Linked DNA regions of Mus musculus: region 2 is linked to region 1. The links are chromatin loops, found by intact Hi-C in ENCODE. Cell type or tissue: left cerebral cortex. All regions are shown on one strand. Links, peaks and the distances in the headings refer to the core of each region. The heading gives the core; the rest is flanking DNA.

Evidence for each region. Peaks named below come from ENCODE experiments on the same cell type or tissue, not always from the same donor. Only the 100,000 strongest peaks of a DNase experiment are listed, where the experiment ranks them.
Region 2: it touches region 1 in a loop (2.1-fold over the local background); 2 of 42 quality-filtered maps call a loop at or near these places.

Annotation. Positions count from the first base shown.
Region 1 is chr13:107,888,153-107,893,535 of GRCm38, forward strand. It overlaps Zswim6 (zinc finger SWIM-type containing 6), which reads right to left and starts at 1,912. Exons shown (of 18, transcript NM_145456.3): 1 at 1,452-1,912; 2 at 1,442-1,450; 3 at 1,434-1,439; 4 at 1,429-1,431; 5 at 1,245-1,426. The coding sequence starts at 1,897. In left cerebral cortex, for the core only: CTCF peaks have their summits at 1,079, 2,340 and 3,066; DNase peaks (open chromatin) are centred at 142, 561, 1,092, 2,042 and 3 more places; H3K4me3 peaks cover 3,971 bases; H3K27ac peaks cover 3,329 bases.
Region 2 is chr13:107,966,836-107,972,218 of GRCm38, forward strand. No RefSeq gene overlaps it. Among named protein-coding and RNA genes, the nearest start is that of Gm41054, 12 kb to the right of the region's middle. In left cerebral cortex, for the core only: no CTCF peak of the experiment used is centred there; DNase peaks (open chromatin) are centred at 3,207 and 3,716.

The sequences.
Region 1 (5,383 bases), core at 105-5,104:
TCCCTACAATTTCAACCAGTGTGGGAGGGGGGTTATAAAATACGCCTTCAGCAATCCGGAGGAAAAATATGGGGACAGGGAGGCTGCGCTGCAGCATTGTTCACTTCAATCCAGTTCAAACGTTCCCGTAACTATGGCTGGAAAAGATATCTAATCAGAAGAAAAAGAAAAGCCCCGCGGAAGGCAGAGGGATTTGAGAAAACTCTCCTGGTCTGTCAGAGAAAGAAGGGCTGTGCAGCTTTAAATCACAAGCCCTTCTCTCGCCTTTGTCAAATATCTTCTACTTTACAAGCCCTGAAAAGAAATAAAGAGGCTCTTTTGTTTGCTTTCCCCTTTTCGGAGGGTGACAGAAAATTGAAAGGGGCACAAATAAACCCGAAAGGAGAACAAACTGCCGGGAGGTGCGGGGCGCGCAGCAGCGCAGGGGCGCAGGGGCCGCGGGGCCCCTCGGTGCGGACGCCGGCCGCGGGTCACAGCGTCGGCGGTGCTGCCCGCTCCCTCAGCACCGCGCCCGAACCCCGGGCTCAGGCAGAAGTCGGGCGGCGGGGTGCCTCACGGGACGGAGAAGCGAGAGCGGCGCCCCTCAGCGGCCCGGCCGGCCGTCACTGCCGGCCGGGGTGGCTCGGGGACCCGGACGCGGACGCCGCGGAGCTCGTTGCAGACACCTTAAAGCAGCCTGAGTACGAGGGGCCGGCCGGCTAGCCGGCCGGCCGTCGGAGCCCCGAGCGGAGCGGTGGCCGAGCGGGGTTGAAGGGATCGCCACCACCCCACCTCGGACCGCGGGGCGCGGAGCAGCGCCAGAAGAAAGGACGCGAGCCGGGCAGTGCAGAGCGAGCGCCCCGGTCGGCATTGTCTGCGGCCCGCGCCCCCTCCCCCGCGCCGCACGCCCCAGCCCGAGCCCCGCGGCCACCCGCGCCTTTGTCCACGCCCGCCCCGCACACCCGCACTCAGCCTGCCGGACAGACGACCGGGACGCCGACACCCACCACCCCGCCACCGAGGGGCGCGTCCTTGCTGATTCATTTCCCACTCGCGCTAGCCCGTCCGGGGAGACGGGGGCGGGGACCAGCGGGAGGAAATGGGCGCTCCGCTCCGGGGACCGTCCGAGTCGCCCGCTGCTGCACCGCGCGCGCCCGACCCGAGGCGGCCCAGGGGATCGGAGGGGAGACCCTGCCCTCCCCCACCCCCGAGGGACAGGAGGACAGACCGAAGGACCGACGGCCCGCGGCAGCCCCGTGACTCACCGACTTGCAGGACGTTGTCTACGCAGCCACTCTCCAGCAGCGCGATACCCCGGCGGAAGGGCAGCCGCGTCTCGTCGCCGCCGTCCGCAGCGCTGGCCGCCCCCACCGACGGGGTCCCGGTGCCCGCGGCGACGGCGGCGGCGGCGGCTGAGGTGGCGGCCGGCGAGGATGAGGAGCCGCCGCGCCGCCGCGCCGCGCCCGTGCTGCCGCCCGCCGCCGCCGCCGCTGTCGTCGCCGGGGCCGCCCGCGGAGCCGCCGCCGGTGTTGAAGGACGAGTACATGCAGATCTCCCGCTCACTGCGGGGAAAGGACCAGTAGACGATGCGGCGCTGCACCGGCTCCGGGATGCGCTCGAAGCGCTCCTCCACGCGCTGGAACGGCCACTTCTCCGCCACCCTGCGCGCTGCGATGTCCAGCAGAGACTCGGGGCTTTGGGTCTTGCCCGGCGGCAGCAGCCCCAGTGCCGCGCCGCCCCCGCACGCCGCCGCCGCCGCCGCACCGCCCGCCCGCGGGCCGGGCCGACAGGCAGAGCTGTAGCCGCCACCCGCGCCGCCGCCGCTGCTGCCCCCACCACCGCCGCCGCCGCCGCCGCCGCCGCCCGGCCGGCAGCAGAGCCGTTTCGCGGGAGGAGGCTGCTGTCCGCGCTCCGCCATGACCGCGCCGCTTCTAACCCGACAGCGGAAGTGCCGGGACCCTATAAACGGCACAAGGAAGCGCGACACGCACACGCCGTGGCGACGCCACGCTGCCATCTAGGGCCCGCCGCTCCTTGTAGGGGCACGGGAGGTGTGGCCTAGGCCGTGACGACATCGCCGAGGAGGAGCGCCGATAGGGAGAACCTAGGGGAGGGGGCGGGGCCTATGCAAATCACTGGGCTGAAACATAAATAGAGCGCTCCGTGGACACGGGGGTGGCGGGGGCACCCGGGTTGGGTGCCCGGTGGGCTGTGAGAATGTCAGGCTGCTGTGACGCGGGAGGCGGGGCTCAGGCGGGGTTTCCGCGGGAGGGGTCGGGCCGTCTGCCAAGGGGAAGGGTGGGTGGGTCTCTGCGCCCCCTGTCTACTCAACTTAGCCCTCCAGCGCCCTGCCTCCTTTTGATGTCCGCCGAGCGTGGACGCTCCTCGTGGGTCGCCGCGGGGCGGGGAGGGGGGAGGGTTCCGGACTAAATGGAGGGCGGGCCGACTGCTCGATGCCCCACCCCCCAGTCAGCCGGCCCCGCGGGGAAAAGCCTCTGGGCGGAGGAGGCGCTTTCAAAACAAAGAAATGCTGCGTGAAGCCCCGGGGACGCGGCCGAGAGGAAGGCGGGGGAGGCGCGGCCCAGGCCGCCTGCTTTCCTTCCAACCCGGCGAAGCGAACTTCCCCCACCCTCGGCCGTGGCTGCGGCGCAGGGGGGAAAGGGAGGAGGGCTGAGCTCAGCCACTGTTTTCCACTTCACTTTTCGCCGACCCAGGTGGGGAAGGGGCGCGGCTGCCCCGCGTAACTGCAGCGCACCCAGCCCTGAGCCCCGGGTTCGCTCCGGCCCGGTGACACGCCAGGGAGCCGAGTCGATCGAGCGCCCGGACACGCGCAGCGCTCGGATGCTGCCCCGCAGCCGCTGGACGCGCGTCCCGAGCCGGCCGCGCCGCCCTGCCCCGCCCCGCCCTCGCACTCTTTCAGTCCTTCGGGCCAAGAAGCCGGCCCGCCCGGCTTCACCCCAGAGCCCCAGTCGCCCTCTGCCGCGACCTGCTGCAGACCCAGGGGGTCGGGCCGCTCACTTAGAGCGCACACACGGGCAGAGAGGATCGCGCAAACTCTCCAACGCGAGACGGTTGTCGCTCACGGCCGCCCGGTGGCGGACAACAGCCGCGGGCGCTCTGGAATCTGCGGCGGGGCTGAGACCTGGAGTCCTTGGCGCTCCGGACGCGCGCTGCGCTCCCTGCAGCATTGGCGGCGCCCGACCGGCGGGTCCTCCCCGCTGCAGGGCAGCAGGAGAGCGAGCAGCGCTGGGAGACGGTGCCCGGGCGCCAGCGGAGGCGGAGAAACGAGTCCCCGTCTGAACCGGGAACCCTGCGGACATTGTTCTTCGCACTCTGCAGAGCTTGGTTAGATCTCAGCCAAGCCGCAGGCTTAATGACCACGTTAGACACTCTGACTTCTTGCTCCACCTTCTGTTTTTACTGTAAACAGTGTTAGAGATACTGTCCTATTGTTGGAGATAAGCCCTAGCTCCTCTGACACTTTCGCATATTGGCTACTCCCCACTGCCTACCTGGTCTGAATTTAAAGCAACTACGCGCGTCGGCGTTGTAAAGAAAATTGCCCACTCAAAGCGAAGGCCGCCCGAGACATTGGACGTGATCCATGTCGGGCATCGGGAGCCCCAGGCTAGAAGTCCCTGGAGACAGGACGCTGGCAGACTTTCCATAGCTGCTTGTTAGGAAAATTTTGGTGACATGTTTTTGTATATTCATCCAGTATTTTTCTAGGCACCTCCTCGGTGCCTAGGAAAAAGCCGGACAGAAAACTGGAAGAGCTTTATGGGCAAGCGGAAGAGGAAGTCCCTTTCCTCCGGTTGTTTAATATCTATATCTCTTTAAGAAATAATTTTAAGAGACTTTAAAACTTAGAGTATCGGAGCAGAAAGAAGGGTGAGCCCTAGTCTGTCCTCAAAAAGTCACGACAAAAGCGTGTGCAGTACAGGTCGCTGAACATTTCCACCCGTGTACACGGGTCTCTGAATTAGAAAGTTAAAAAGGACAGAACTGATGTCCTCGGACAGAATTAATGACTCATTCAGGGTCAGATGCGGTGTTGGTGGGAGGGATTAATTTCCGTTACCGGAAAATACATACCTTTAGAGGGGGCTAACATTTAAAGAATTTGATATCGCAATGAACTAAAAGAGGCTGGATCTAAGACATGGACCTTCCCTGGAGGGATCCAGTCATTTTTTGTTAAGTTTTTTCTGGGAATGGAACATAGGCCCTCCAGCGTCAATGCTCTTGGGCTGAACTATACCCCCTAGCCCTGGGGCAATCCAGCTTCATTTTCTAATTCAAAGAAAGCCCAAGGCCACTGAAGATGATCTAACCCTACTTGATCTCCCTGGGGTCTCAAACACTGCCCACTCTTCTTTTGAGTGGTTCCCCCCATTCTTGGGTTTCTCTGGCATCCTGTTGTCTCTTCTGTTCTGGACTCTGTTTCTGTCTCTTCCTCTCTGCCTCATTTGTTTGTTGTTTCTCTTCCTCCAAACTTTAATGTGCCCTCATCCTACAGCCTATTATGATCGACTTTTGATGACACCCCGTGGAAAGTCAAACCCAAAAACCTTGGCTCATCTCTTCTCAGTGTCCAGATCACAGCGCTCACCATCAGAGTGCCTATTTCAAACTTAAAGTACTCCCTTTCCGCTGCATTTCTTGTCTCCCAGGGTGACCTATCAGGGTCCCCCATGCTGCAGCAGTCCCCCTTTGATAACTTCTTTGATGCAGCCCCCCCCCCCCCCCGCCCCCATTCACTTTCGGTGTTGACTATCCCAGCCCCTCTCACTGCTCACAGGTGTTTCTTTTTGCTGTGCAGGGCCTTGTTGCTGACTGGCGTGTCTGTGTAGCCTATCCTCTCCCCCCCCCCCCCCCCCCGCAAGTCCCTTGAAATGGCTCTTATGCTGCCTACTGGGAAGAGACCAGAGTGACTATGATCTGTCTCGACCAAACCCAACTTTCCAGCCTTGTCTTTGAAAATGCAACTGAATTTTTCCCCCCAGTTCCTCAACAGGAATGCTGTTATGTCCCAACAGGACATGCCTGCCCCACACATTTGCTCAATACATTCCTGAGGCCTGAAATCTCTCTCTCTCTCTTTCCTCTTGGAATTTGTTAAATTCCTCCCCTTCCTTCAAGGACTTGCTTTAAAGGCCACTTCCTCTGGAAAAACCCACCTTGGTGTGTGGCTTCTCTCTAAGCACCCTTACTACTTTCTGTCTTAAGACATTTAGACCATTGCGCCAAGTATCACCCCGCTCCGAGCTACTGTCTTCTCTTTCTTGCCAGGTTACAAGTTCTCTGAGCCGTTGGGATTATGTCTGCTTCTCCAGACCCTCTGAGAGCCCCTTCCCCTGCTACACCAAGCTTTCTCCCCATAGCTAGCTACTCCCATGAACTT
Region 2 (5,383 bases), core at 240-5,239, 79 kb after region 1:
TTGGTTGGTTGGTTGGTTGGTTTTGGTGTTGGTTTGTTTGAGACAGGGTCTCTACATAACACTAGCTGTCCTGGAATTCACTAGTATGACCGGGCTTCTTCACACTCACAGAGATCCACCCACCTCTGCCTCTCAAGCGTAGGATTAATGGCAGGGGCCCACCACACCCTGCTGATCTGGGGAAACTTTAAGGCATGACTGAAGTGGTTTTCTCAAGAGATGACCACATTTGTTGTAGCAACTATAACTTGAAACCAAGTCACTTTTTTTTTTCTCTCTCTTCTTTTAGCTTGAGGGTTTTTGGTCCTCACAGAGAGTTGTAAATTTTGGGTCCAAAATCTCTTGTGTGGGTTTCTCTGTAGTTACACATGTTCAGGAGAAAAAGCCAACTTCTACTAGGCACTGTCGTCAAAATAAAAGAGTTTGCACACTACCTTTCTGTGAGTGGGGGTGTAGCTAGGTCATCTGTACCCCGATATTATTGCCCTTTTCCTCTTAAACTTCACCTCAGTTGGGATCTGGGCATGGTTTCTTGTCTCTTTTACTACGTGTGCCCCCCTGAACGTGAGTTCAGTGCCAGCCAGGGCCATGAAGGAAAGGCCAGGGGTCTACCCATGCCTTCACGAAGAAGACGGCATTCGGAACCCTTTTACCTTTCAAGATTCTATGTTCACGTTTTTGCTTCTGACCCTTTACACATTCCTATCAACTCAATGATAACACATTTAAAACCAACTTCTGGTATTGTATTCAGAATTTTCCATTGTTTTCATTGGAGGGTGGTTAGACTGTGTGATTTGCCATCCTGAAGAAAATAGGAGTCCTGTTTTTGTATTGTTTTGTATGTTTGCTGTATTTCATATTTAAAAGGACACTAACTTGAAAACAAAGAGTTCTGGAAGGCAACAGACCCCATGACCACAGCCTGGGGTGGTGGGATTACTGGTGAGTATTCCTAACCCCACTATTCCATGCTTTAGATAGAAAAACTTCCAAGTTGGTAACTATCTTAGGGTTTTACTGCTGTGAACCATGACCAAGGCAACTCTTACAAGGACAACATTTACTTGGAGCTGGTTTACAGATTCAAAGGTTCAGTCCATTATCATCAAGGTGGGAACATGGCAGCATCCAGGCAAGCATGGTGCAGGAAGAGTTAAGAGTTCTACATCTTCATCTGAAGGCCACTAGGAGAAGCCTTGCTTCCAGGCAGCTAGGATGAGGGTATTACAACCCGTGCCCACAGTGGCACTCTGCCTCCAAGGCCATACCTACTCCAACAAGGTCACACCTCCAAACAGTGTCACTCCCTGGACAAAGCATATTCAAATTACCACAGTAATCACAGTGAGTCATCCTGACTGCTTCTTAAATAGCAAGCAGCTCAGGGTGACTCAAGAAGCCTCCACTCACCCTTGGGCATCCACACTCGGTCCCACTCCCTCTCTTCTCATTCCCCTGCATAAACAACAGTTCCATTTCATTTGAGATGACAAGTCATTCTTATTTTAATGAAGTAAATGTTGAGAAGAAGGAACCATACCCCCCAAGGCAGCCCAGTAACATGGTCAACACTTTATATTCTTAAATACAGAAAACCCACCACACAACCTTAAAAGAGAGACTATGGTCTTACTTGGAACTTCATCTGGAAGAGACGGAGACATATTTCCCCTTCAACAAGCAATGCAGAGTCGGGCAGAGACTACAGCTCAGTAGTGGAGCACCTGTCCATCACACATCATGGCAGAGACATGAAAATTTGATCCCAAGCACCAGCAGCAGCAGCAGCAGCAGCAACAGCAAAGTAGTAGCAATATAACCCAGTGAGTGATGTTCCTAGTAGGAAAAAAAAATCTTAGAAAAAGGAAACTTTAGTATTTCTTCACTAAATGATATACAATTTTAAAAAACCTGTCTTTTGAATTTAAGTACATAAAAACAACTGGAGTCTTTTGTGAACGATTCAAGTTCATATAGTGTTGGGCAGAGCTGCTTAGTCTGCTGTGAGTGTGACCATTATGGCACCCAAGCCTATCAACAGCTCCCAGCAAACCCCAAAGGGAGAGCATTTTGGATATCCCCATAGGGATAGTATTCACCATTCATACTACTGGTGAACCCAACTGGTGAATATGCTCACTCCACACTCACAAACAAGAACCTCCAAGTGCTGACTATGCGACAGACAGACAGACAGACAGACAGACAAACACTGCACCTCACTGCAACTCTTCAGGTACTGCTCTGTCCTTCCTCACAGCCGCCTAATATTTCATGACACGAAATAATGTGTATCTGAATGGCTTCTCTACTCACAGGCTCTTATGTTCCTATCTAGTTCTTGTTAGACAATGCTACATATGCATATATATGCATGTATACATATGTGCATACATAGCTTTCTTTACACAATCAAATTCAGTATTCTGGTCAAACAGTGACCCGATGGTGGACTATCTCAGAGAAAATCGCCTCCCTCCTGTGTGTTTAACCTATGGTGTCATACAGTTTAACTGTGGGATGGGCACATAGTCCCACCCACTCCAGAGAAAGGTTCCTTTTTAAATTCCTACATTTTTATCTTATATTTTTATAACTTTATATTATCAACATCATTAATGATAATTATCATTGCTATTTTCTTACTCTTAACTATAGGGATAGCTTGTTATTAGAAAAAAATATAATCACAAAATCCCAAACTCGCAAAACAAACAAGGGAGCAATTATTTACATTACAAAATTATTATTTGCTTTACAAAATGGTACTGATTTAAATCAAGAGCACCTTGACAATATTTGAACTATAACTAGATTTGGAAAAAAAAATCAATTTACAACAGAATTTTCCAGAATATATACAATACATATAGGGGAATATCCAGTTGGGCATAGCTTTATGAGTCTGGGGAGGCCATTTAATTTGTCACTGGGTCTTTTTGAGAGGCAAATTGGACACAGCACAAGGAAACCGGTGAAGGATTAACACAGCTGCAATTATGTGATTTTTGTTCTCTAAAATTCTTGCCTTATGATTATTATTATCAAAGTCTGTGCTTCAAAAGCAGGAGGCATATCCATTTCTCGTCTTTGCTTTTCAGGCTTCCTCCCTCGTGCCAGCCAGCAGAGTGGCATATGGCATAACATGAATAGACAGCCTCCTACCAGCCTATCTGCAGAACCAACAGTACATATCGAACCAAACCACACCTCATGTGAAAGACGCACAATTATCCTTTCCTCTCCGGTGTAGGAGAGTGGGAGGAGGTGGGGATGGAGGAGGGAGACTGCTTGATTGTTGGCAAGAGAGCTGAACGGAATGGGAAGCCTCACCAGGAGGTGGGGGAGGTGGTCTTCTTATTCATTGGCTCTAATTCCCTTGCCAGACTCATGAAATGACAGTGCTGTAGGGCTTAGGGGGGAAAAAATGAGGCAACTCTGGGGCAGTGGGCGGTGGAGAATGTATTAATGACAGCCTGCCTAGCCGTTGAGTGGCAGATGAAGCATGCAGATACACTCTCCCAACACTTAGCCAGCCCCGGTCCTAACACAGACTTCAAATCTTTTCTTCCAATCACTCATCTTTTCTGAGTCCCCTTCCAAAATATGCAATATGTCATTTAAAAATACTTTAGGTCTCTCTCTCTCTCTCTCTCTCTCTCTCTCTCTCTCTCTCTCTCTCTCTCAGAGGTGTCCACCACAGGAGCGTGAGAGGCAAGCTTGGCATTTTCCCAGCGTGTTCCGGAATCCCAGCCTGTGCTCTGACCATAATTAGCACGCTGCCTTCAGAATGCGAGCCTTGGGGGGAACAAGACAGGGAGTAGGTCCTCTGGCACCTCCCTGTTTGCTGTCCTCCCTCAACACCCCTTAAGAGAAGAAGGCAGCCACTAGGCATATTCTGGGCACCCCTAGAGGTGCTGCAGCTGGGGGCTTCTGCTGGTTTGTCAAGTCCTGAGTTTACAGCTTTTGGGGTAGAAAAGGCTCGATCCATCTATTTTTTTTTTTTAAATGAGGTCAGTGGGAAATGAAAATAATTACGTGGGAAAAAGGAGGAGGAAACCTGGCTTGGGAAGACCTGGGTTTACTTCAGCTTCGTCACGTGACCTTGGGCAGGCCTCAGTCTCCCTCTGAGGCAGTTTTCTCAGCTCTTTCTACATCAGCGATGTAGAAAGCAAAGCAGACATGTGATGGCCTGAGAGGTAAAATTGTATATGGACTCTGAAGAGACAAAGCCAAGGAAACAACAACAGTGGTCTTTAGGCCCCAAAGTGAAAGTAAACCCGTGGAATGATTTGGAGGTCAGAGGAGAGAACACTCTTGCCTGCTGATGCTATTAGGTAGCAGATTATCCCAAAACGTAATGAAGGAAACCAAAACAACCATTTTGATATTTTAAAATGCTTTTGTGGGCAAGAATTCAGGAAGGACTTGGCTGCTGCGTAGTCACATGGGTCTTCACATAGATGGTGGTAGTTGTGGAGGAAGATTGCCACCACCTGAAGGTTCAAATGGGTCTTTGGGCCATCCAAGTTGGGCTCTGAAGGGGGGCCGGTGGGATTGTGGTGGCTGGAAGGGGTAACTGGGTGAGGACCAGTAGACGCTCCTAAATGATTCCCTCTGGTCAGGCTTCTTAGGCGCTGACCAAGCCTCCTCCAGAGCAAGCATCTCTCAGAGAACACAGAGGAACCAGCCTCCAGGTCACAGGGTGTCATAGGTGTCACATCTTAGTCCTCAGCATCCCATCTTGACTTGAGAGGATATCAGACAGTGTGTGTGGGGCCATGTTTTTTCTTAGTATCTCCGAGCTAAATGTCTTCATAATGTATATAATTTATTCAGCTTTCTGCGACAAGAGGCTCCCTGAATAGTGTGCCTTGCTGCGTACTTAGGAAGTAAGGGTGCTTAAAGAGTCAGTGCACTTTTCAAGTAAATTATAAGGCTCGACATTGGAGTTAACTTTAACCTCCACAGCTGTTTGATGTAAATAAAGTCAGCTGCATCTCTCCTCCGTGCAGGGAAAAGGTAAAAGAACTGGAAAATAAATAAATAAATAAACAAATAAATAAAAACAAGAGACTCCAATTTCCAGGCTCCCAGGAGCCAAGGATCCAGGCTCTTGTGATGTGGGGCTGTGGGCCATGCAACCCAGAGAAAGACATCAACTCTCCATGAGTGCCTTGGGGCAGGGCCCGCTGCCTGGACCCCAGCTCTCCTGACACTGCCAGCTGCTGGCAAGCACCCCTCGGGCGCTCTTCCGTGCGTGGCTCTAATTTCAGTGATTATTTGTTTCCATCATGTGCAGCCGCCATCAGACTGGTTTTCGTTCCTGGGGATTAAGCAGTTTCTGAAGGTTGTTATCACTCTTTCAATGGAGCATGTC